Regions from separate parts of the Homo sapiens genome. Here region 2 is linked to region 1. A link is an interaction called in ENCODE POLR2A ChIA-PET data of the cell type or tissue named here. Cell type or tissue: Panc1. All regions are shown on one strand. Region 1 overlaps FRMD3 (FERM domain containing 3). Region 2 has its middle 8.7 kb from the start of FRMD3.

What was found. ChIA-PET counts read pairs that join two places held together with the same protein. Peaks named below come from ENCODE experiments on the same cell type or tissue, not always from the same donor. Only the 100,000 strongest peaks of a DNase experiment are listed, where the experiment ranks them.
Region 2: POLR2A ChIA-PET joins it to region 1 with 5 read pairs; 2 of 35 experiments call an interaction of 5 or more read pairs at or near these places.

What each region holds. Positions count from the first base shown.
Region 1 is chr9:83,483,929-83,488,928 of GRCh38, forward strand. The region is part of intron 1 of FRMD3 (FERM domain containing 3); the gene reads right to left. Among named protein-coding and RNA genes, the nearest start is that of FRMD3, 52 kb to the right of the region's middle. In Panc1, no CTCF peak of the experiment used is centred here; no DNase peak of the experiment used is centred here; H3K27ac peaks cover 491 bases.
Region 2 is chr9:83,544,604-83,549,603 of GRCh38, forward strand. It overlaps a transcript of FRMD3 not described here. Among named protein-coding and RNA genes, the nearest start is that of FRMD3, 8.7 kb to the left of the region's middle. In Panc1, a CTCF peak has its summit at 181; no DNase peak of the experiment used is centred here; H3K27ac peaks cover 329 bases.

The DNA.
Region 1 (5,000 bases):
AGGGCCATGAGAAAAGTGTTTCAAGAAAAGCTTCTGATTCTAAGGATATATACATAATAGGCCTTCTGAGTCACTAAAGAGAATTTGCTCAATTCTTCTCACTGAGAGAGGAAATTTATGATAAAAATTTCAGAGCTTAAGGATAGGTGTTTATTCCTTAAAAGAATACATTTAAAGGCCAACTTAATAATCAGTGCAAACCTTTCCTCTGACATCCTTTATCAATCTCTTTAAAGAGTTTATTCAGATCAAGTGTTCATTATGTGTTTCCACACTAGCCATAAGGGGATCTTATGGAAGTCTGGGGCACACATTTGAGCATGTTTCTAAATAATATTCCTTGCCAATATATAGAATACAACATATGTACTAGAATTTTTTCTAAGTTATCAAATTCCCCCATTAATTAAGGGGAAATGTGGCAAGAGCCGGGGAAGACAGATTGTGAGTCCTACATAGACATGGGTACTTTACAAATATACTGTCAATTTTTTTCTTTTTGTGTGTGTGGCAGGGTCTCACTCTGTCACCCAGGCTGGAGTGCAGTGGCATGATCTCGGCTCTCTGTAACTTCCACCCCTCAGGTTCAAGCCATTCTCGTGCCTCAGCCTCTCAAGTAGCTGGGATTACAGGCCCACGCCATCACACCTGGCTAAATTTTTTATTTTTAGTAGAGACAGGGTGTCACCATGTTGGACAGACTGGTCTCGAGCTCCCGGCCTCAAGTGATCCGCCCACCTTGGCCTCTCAAAGTGCTGGGATTACATGTGTGAGCCACTGTGCCCAGCCTGTGTTGCCAATTTTAAGGAGGAATGAAATACCAATGAATAGACATGTAAGAGTATCAAATCTAGCAAAAGAGAAATGATGCCAGCTTAGGCAATATTATCCGCATCCTAGTAAAATCAAAGAAGTTGTAAAAGGAAACAATATAGAGAAACACTCCATCTTATAGACATATCAGTCTAGAGAGACACACAGTGTGATAGTCAAAAAGGAAAACATAATAGAAAGTCCACTTCTGTGGATATTAAATAAAAACATGTCAATGCCTTAGCTTCCATGTGTACTGGAGGTCTATCGTAATTCTGTCCCAAAGGCCTCGGCCAGAGAAACAAATATTGATGATAGCTCTATCTGGGCCTTTCACTAATAAATTCTCTTAGAGACAACACCAGACAGATGAACCCAAATCAAAATTCCACACCAGAGGGGCTGGGAAAGCCCATACAGACAACAAACCTGAGTTACGCTCATTTCATTGGCTCCCTGGTATGTAGAATTCCGTGTACTTATAGTTAATAATTCTGATGTTGAAATGCCCTTCAGTAATTTGATGTGGAAAATCAGCTGGTTTGCCTTCAACACGAGCATCCATCTCATTAGACCTCAGAGTAATTCGTAAATAATTCAGCAAGCACATGACTGATTTTCCAGTCCCTTTTTGATCTTAAGGAGATGAGAGATCTATAAACAGTGCATCGTTCTTTCCTGCTGCATAGCACTTAATTAAATTAAGTGATTTCATTAAAACTGAGAAAAATGATTTGCAAGTATTTAAGTTCTTCTGGTCATTAAATTCTGAACAAGAGACACATCATGTCTCACATCTAAAGCTGGCTTTCCTGTCAAGCCCCTTGGGTTTCTGGTACAACCTGCACTGATTCCCCACTTCAGGGACAGAGAGAAATTACCGTCTGGAATCACTAAGTGTTTGTTTCCAGGATTCCCATGACCCAGACATGACTCAGGTCAACCAGAGAAGGGCAAAGAAGGAACAGGTTAGTATGAAGCAGTAGAAAGAATGTTAGGCAAAACATCTGAAGACCCAACTTTCAACTCCATTCAGTCACTAATGTACTGTGTCATTCACATACATATATGCACACACATGAAGATTGCTTATCTGTAAAAATTAGGTGAACCTAACAAAGAGAATTCGAAATTCTCTTCCAGGTCAATGATTCTTAAAAACCTTCAAAAAAATTTAAGGAAAAAAAAGAGCTATTTTACAGGATTCTAATATATTAATGTATATGTTGTATATCATACATCATATACATTATGTATCTATATACATATACTATGTATATATAATACATCTACTATGATGTATCATTAATATGTAATATAATATATTAATGAACAATCCTGCAGCAGAGAATTAATACCTCCTTGCTCAAGAACATATTTATTTATGTTGATCAACATTGAATAATATCCTATGAATATATTCACTGAATTCCACTCAGAGGCACAATTTTGAAATTTGAGATCATTGGAGCTATAAAAACCTACTTTGCCTACTCATGATGCTGAGACGTCACCAAGGATGACTGTCACCAAGCATCTCTTCCAAGCTGTCCACATTACAATCACCTAGGACTTGACCACCAGGGCCTCCATAGCCCCTTGGAAGATACATTTGGTAGCCAGCAGGCAGCAAAGCAAGATGTACTTTCCCAGAGATGGCACTCTAGGTGGCCTGTCATTCAAATAGCCAAGCTCTTCCCCAGCCCATCACATCAGTTTATGTATTTAGTTTATATCTTTAAAATGACAGGAGGTCACCATAAACAAAAATGAACTTAAGATAGATCAAAGATTTCAATGTAAGACCACAAACTATAAAAATCCTAGAAGAAAACTTAGGAAATACATTTCTCAACATAAGCCTGGACCAAGATTTATGGCTAAGTCCTCACAAGCAATTGCAACAAAAACAAAAATTGACAAGGGGGACCTAATTAAATTAAACAGCTTTTTCATTACAAAAGAAACTATGGGCCTGGTTCCACTGGCCCATAACTTTATTTCTAAGCCATGAAAATGTGTAACATAATGGGGCTTATTCTGTTCCTTTCCATAAGGGAACATTAGTTAATGTTTCAATTCAAATGTGCACACACACACACATATACCCCACTAAGTCCTTTGATAGCAATGACTGAATATTCAACTCTACACCTCAGTTTAATAACATGAAAAATTAAACTCCTGCATTAACAGTGACATCTGGAATCAACATGAAGCCATAAACTGATTATGAATATTCTCCCATGAACTGCTGTAAGCATGTTTTGTCTAAGCATTTAGTTAGCAAGGATTCTTGTAATACTGCTTGTATGGCAAATAGCATTATTTCCCATGTAACCCCTGCCATTCATCTCACTTGACATGCTATTTGTTTTCAGCAGAGCAAGGAAGAGAATATTAATGGTGTCACCCAAGTTATCATTATCAAGAAGTAAAATTTATGCCAGTAGTCACAAACCTGTGTGGGAAAAATACCACTAGCAATAGATTATAAAAGGCCACTGAAAAGCCACCTTCCAAAGTGAATCAGGCAGGCTTTGTTAAAAGCATTTCTCATATTTCTCCTGTTCCTGAAAACCAAGAGTTTACCACCTCTCTTCCCTCCCCCAAAAAACAGCCTATCTCACAGAATAAGAAAGAGCTTAAGACTTTCTTATTACATTTCTCTCTACTTGTGGGAAATTTTATTTTAATATGAACCACTTTTTCCTCATCTTAGATATCTGCTAAAAAGTCTTCTGAAGCCATAGGTGGGATGAAATAACAGATCTCCAAGATACTGCTAGAGTTAGTGAACTTCAAATGCTACAATAGTAACAGATTTAATATAACAAATGTTAACTAAGTACTGAAAAAGTGCCAGCCCTAGCCAGTTCCTGGGGATGCAGACATGCTAGGAGAGCCCTTATAAGCCTGGAGAGGAAGAAAGAGATTTAACCAAATATTACCCTGTGGAACATGCAACAGTGAAAATGTGAACTAGCACAGAGGAGAGAACAATGAAGAGGCTTAGGAAAATTTGAGAAGATGTCCCAGGGTTAACTACATATCAGAAGGCTTTAGAAGATGAATAGGCTTGGGATTTTGGTACGAGGGGTAGACTCAAGGATCCAACAACCCAAAATAATAAAATTTTTCCAAAATATCTTTAATCAGAACCTTATCATAAGTTAACTGTTCATCACAGTGATGTTAAGCCTGGCTCAAAATAAATTTTCATTCAATTTCCAAGCAAGAACAATAAAGACTACACGTTTACCAATTTTGGGTTACAGCTACAATAGAAATAGACCCCCCAAGCTTTTAACTCCTACAGTTTTTCCTATTTGCACCTATTATGGATCACATCTGGATACATCAACATATATACTCCTTTGGCCTCCTTTTCAAAAAAAAATTACTTAACCAGTAATGCTTGTCTGCAATCCTATTACGGCTATGTAATTTATATACAACTAAATAGTTGTCATGGAGGATGCACAACATCTGAGTGATATGCTTCCTTTCAAACTTGGTTCCTCAGAGGTAATGCGCTAATGCACAAAAAGGAAGGACAAAAATATAAGCATTTTATTCAAAGCCCCTTTATAACATTGCACTCTGCATTTTGTCCTGAGATAACATGTGAATCTCACACAGTTCCATTGATTTAGCCATCTTTAAATGCAAATTTAGTCATGAAACTCGAGTGAAAATTGATCAACAGTGAAAGGAAGCACCCAACTACTTAAAACTATGGATTAGGACAGGTGGGATTACAAAAGATGAAGTCATAAACAGAATGCCTACAATATAGAAAAGGGGACCCCGTTTTAAAAAATCAGATGCCAATACTTCCACTTTCCTAATATTTGAATTATTCTCCTCACTTTATTTCACACTCAAAATTCACTTTCTCCACAAAGACCTCCGTGGCTAATCACAAGTTTACCCACTCAATGGTGAGGTTTTTAAGGGCAGGGACCTTGTCTCATTCATTGACAAATCTCCTTCCAAGTTCCCAGGCCTAACTGGGACCATCAACACCGCCCCATTAAATGTTGACTGATTAATTAAAGAGCATGAATGATAAATGACTTTAGACATTGTCCACATTAAATAATGAAGAAAACACGACAAGGAAAATGGGGGAAATAAATTAAGTAGGCTACCAGAGGCTGAGTTGATTGTCAAGTCATCAGAAT
Region 2 (5,000 bases), 61 kb after region 1:
TGCACAACCTAATACAAATTTGGCTGACTCAGTGTACAGCACTAGGGACCGAGATAAGTTTCTGAAGACTTCTATCTCCGTCTTTACAGGAGACTGAGAGCCTACTCACATGCCCAGTACACCACTACTACAACCAGCATTTGAGAAAACAACCATACTAACGTTATCTATAACCAAGGAATTCATACAGAGCCTTGGCCCCCTGAAAGCACCAAGAAGCAAAGCCAAACAATCCTATTCAACATACATTACAGTCATCCTCAAAGAAGAAATAAAAAGTCTTGTCCAAACAAAAGTAAATTCAAAAATAAGAAGTGACACCTCAGAATAAGAAAGGACCAACACAACAATTCCAGCAGCATGAAAAAAAGAGTGTGTTATGATAACCTCAAAGGATCACACTAAATATCTAACAATGGATCCTAACCAAAATGAAAATTCCAAAACACCAGATAAAGAATTAAAAATATAGATTGTAAGGAAGCTCAATGAGATCCAAGAGAAAGTTGAAAAACAACACAAGGAAATCAGAAAACAATTCAAGGTATGAATGAAAAATTTACTAAGGAAAAAGATTTAAAAAATAAAAGAACATCTGGAAATGAAACAGTCATTGAAGCAATTACAAAATACAGTTGAAAGCTTTAACAATAGATTAGACCAAGAGGAAGAAAGAATTTCAGAGCTCAATGACAGGTCTTTGGAAGTAACCCAATCTGACAAAAATACAGAGAAAAGTGTTGTTTTTTTTTGTTTTTTTTTTTTTTTTTTTGAGATGGAGTCTTGCTCTTTCACCCAGGCTGGAGTGCAGTGGTGCGATCTCAGCTCACTGCAAGCTCCGCCTCCTGGGTTCATGCCATTCTCCTGCCTCAGCCTCTCAAGTAGCTAGGACTACAAGCGCCCACCACCACACCCAGCTAATTTTTTGTATTTTTAGTAGAGATGGGGTTTCACCGTGTTAGCCAGGATGGTCTTGATCTCCTGACCTCGTGATCTGCCCCCCTCGGCCTCCCAAAGTGCTAGGATTACAGGAGTGAGCCACCACACCCGGCCGAGAAAATAATTTTTTAAACGAACAAAGCCTTTGAGAAATATGGTATTATAAACCATCCAGACCTGTAAGTCATAGGTATCCCTGAGGGAGAAGAAGAAAAATTTAAAAGTTTGGAAAACCTATTTGAGGGAATAATTGAGGAAAACTTTACTTTTCTTGCTAGAGATTTACACATCCAGATACAAGAAGCTCAGAGAACTCCTAGGAGATATATTGCAAGACAAACATCACCAAGGTGTATAGTCACCAGACTGTCCAAAGTCAACATGAAGAAAAAGAATCCTAATAGCAGCAAGAGAAAACTGTCTAATCACCTGTAAAGGAAATCCCATCACACTAACAGCAGACTTCTCATCAGAAAACTTACCAGACAGAAGAGATAAGGGTCCTATTTTCAGTCTTCAAAAAAAAAAAAAAAGCCAGGCATGGTGGTTCACACCTGTAATGCCAGCAGTTTGAGAGGCCAAGGTGGGTGGATCACTTGAGATCAGGAGTTTGAGACCAGCCTGGACAACATTGTGAAATGCCATCTCTACCAAAAATACAAAAATTAGCCAGGCATGGCGGTAAGCCCCTATAATCCCAGTTACATAGGAGGCTGAGGCATGAAAATCACTTGAACCCAGGAGGCAGAGGTTGCAGTGAGCCAAGATTGTGCTACTGCACTCCACCCCGGGTGACAGAGCAAGACTGCGTCTCAAAAAACAAAACAAAACAAAAAAACTGTCAGCCAACAATTCTATATCCTGCAAAATTAAGCTTCATAAATGAAGGAGAAATAAACTATTTCCCAGACAAGCAAACACTAAGGGAATTTGATGCCACTAGACTGGCTCTATAAGAAATGTCAAAGAAGTTCTAAACATAGAGACAAAATGTCTTCATCATAAAAACACATAAAAAGTATAAAACTCACAAGTTGTATAAAACAATTACACAGTTGAGACTACAAAGCAACTAGGTAACAATTAACATTATGACAGGAACAAAGCTTCAAACATCAATATTAACCTTGAATGTAAATAAAATAAATGTTCCACTCCTGGCCAACATGGTGGAACCCCGTCTCTACTAAAAATACAAAATTTAGCTGGGTGTGGTGGTGCATACCTGTATCCCAGCTACTTGGGAGGCTGAAGCATGGGAATTACTTGAACCCAGGAGGCGGAGGTTGCACTGAGCCAAGATTGTGCCACTGCACTCCAGCCTAGCGACAGAGTGAGACTCTGTCTCAAAAAAAAAAAAAAGAGTATAGATTGGTGAAATGGATTTTTGAAAAAAAAGATCCAACAATATGTTGCTCACAAGAAACCCATCTAACTGGTAAATAAATTTAAAGACTCAAGGTAAAGGCATGGAAAAAGACATTCTGTGCAAATGGAAATCAAAAGCAGACTGGGATAGCTATACTTATATTAGATAAAACACACTTTAAATCAACAACAATAAAACAAGTTCATTATTATAGAATCAAGACGTTAGGACAACTTTAAATCAATATTTTAAGTCACTTTAAATCAACAGTTAAAAAAAGACAAAGAAGGTCATTATTATTATGTAATCATTATATAGTTATATATAATGATCATATAATTATTATTATATAATGACCTTCTTTGTCATTATATAATATAATATAACCAAAAAAGGTCATTATGATTATATAATATTATATATAATTATTATATAATCATTATCTAATTACCTTCTTTGTCTTTTTTTACTGTTGTTGATTTAAAGTGTCTGAAAGTATTGATTTAAAGTTGTCTTCTTTTACTGTTTGTCCCTATCATTATAAAATAAAGTGATCAATTCATCAAGAAGATATAACAATTCTAAATATATATGCCCCCAACAATGGAATTCTCAGATTCATAAAAACAAATATTACTAGACCTAAGAAAAGAAGTATACAGCAATGCAATAATAGTGAGAGACTTCAACAATCCAATGACATCACTAGACAGATTATTGAGGCAGAAAATCAACAAAGAAACTCTGGACTTAAATCAGACTCTAGATTAAATGGACCTAACAGACATTTATACAACATTCTACCCAACAACTGCCAAACATACATTTTTTTCTCATCTGCACATGAACAATTCTTCAAAATAGACCATACTTTAAGCAACAAAACAAGTCACAATAAATTTTTAAAAATCAAAATTATATCACTTCTCAGTCTTTTGGCTAAGATCAAGTGTAAAAATCAAAATTATATCAAATATCTTCTCAGACTACAGTGGAATAAAACTAGAAATCAATACCAAAGCAGATATGCTGATGGCAAATAAGTATATGAAACAATACTCAACATCATATCTCATTACAGAATTACAAATTAAAACAACAATGAGATACTGTGATACACCAGTTAGATGGATAAGACCCAAAACTGACACTGACAATACCAAATGCTAGTGAGAACGTGGAGCAGAGGAATTCTCATTGATCACTGGTGGAAATGTAAAATGGTACAGCCACTTTGAAAGACAGTTTGGTAGTTTCTTATGAAACTAAACATAAGCTTAGCATATAATGTAGCACCTATGCAACTAGGTATTCATGCAAATGAGCTGAAAACATTTTTGTCCATACAAAAACCTGCACTCAGACATTTATAGCAGATTTATTCATGATTGCCAAAAATTAGAAGCAACCAATATGTCCTTTAATAGGTGAATGGATACATGAACTGTGGTATCTCCATACAATGGGATAATACTCGATGATTAAAAGAAATGAGCTATCAAGTCATGAAGAGACATGGAAGAATATTAAATGCATATCACTAAGTGAAAGAAGCCAATATGAAAAGGCTACAGAATGTATTATTCCAACTGTATAACATACTAGGAAAGGCAAAACTATGCAAACAGCAGTAAAAAGATTAGTAATTACCATGAGTTCAGGAGAGTGGGTGAGATGAATAGGTGGAGTACATTTTCAGAATAGTGAAACTATTATTCTGTATAATACTCCAGTGGTGAATACCTAACATTATGCATTTGTCAAAACCCATAGAACTGTGCAACATACATAGCGAACCCTAATATAAACTATAGGCTTCTGTTAATAATAATGTGTCTATATTTTTTCATCCATTGTAACAAGCATACCACACTAATGCAAGGTGTTAAAATAGGGGAAACTGAGGAAACGGGTAGGCTATCTGGAAACTCTTTGTACATTCTGCACAATTTTTCTGTAAACCTAAAAGTGCTCTAAAAAATAGTCTATTGTCTGGTCTGAGTACAGTAGTATTTACAACTAATTGATCACAATCTGTTACAGATTTCTTTTTTTTATTTTAAGCTTGAGGGTACATGTGAAAGTTACATAGATAATCATGTGTCATGAGGGTTTGTTGTACATATTACTAGATCGCCCAAGTACTAAACCCAGTACCCAAGAGTTGTGTTTTCTGCCCTTCTCCCTCCTTGTAACCTGCCCCCTCAAGAAGACCCCAGTGTCTTTTGTTTCCCTCTTTGTGTTCATAAGTTCTTATCATTTAGCTCCCACTTGTAAGTGAGACAATGTGGTATTTGGTTTTCTGTTCCTGCATTAGTTTGCAAAGGATGATAGCCTCCAACTCCATCCATATTCTTGTAAAATATATGATATTGTTCTTTTTTATGACTGCATAATATTCCATGGTGTGTATGTTCCACATTTTGTTTATCCAGTTTGTTACTGATGGGCATTTAGGTTGATTCCATGTCCTTGCTATTGTGAACAGTACTGCCACGAATATTTGTGTACATGTGTCTTTATGGTAGAATGCTTTATATTCCTCTGGGTATACACCCAGTAATAGGATTGCTGTGTTGAATGGTAGCTTTTAGCTCTTTGAGGGATCACTATACTGCTTCTCACAATGGTTAAACTAATTTACACTCCCACCAACAGCGTATAAGAGTTTCCTTTTCTTTGCAACCTTGCC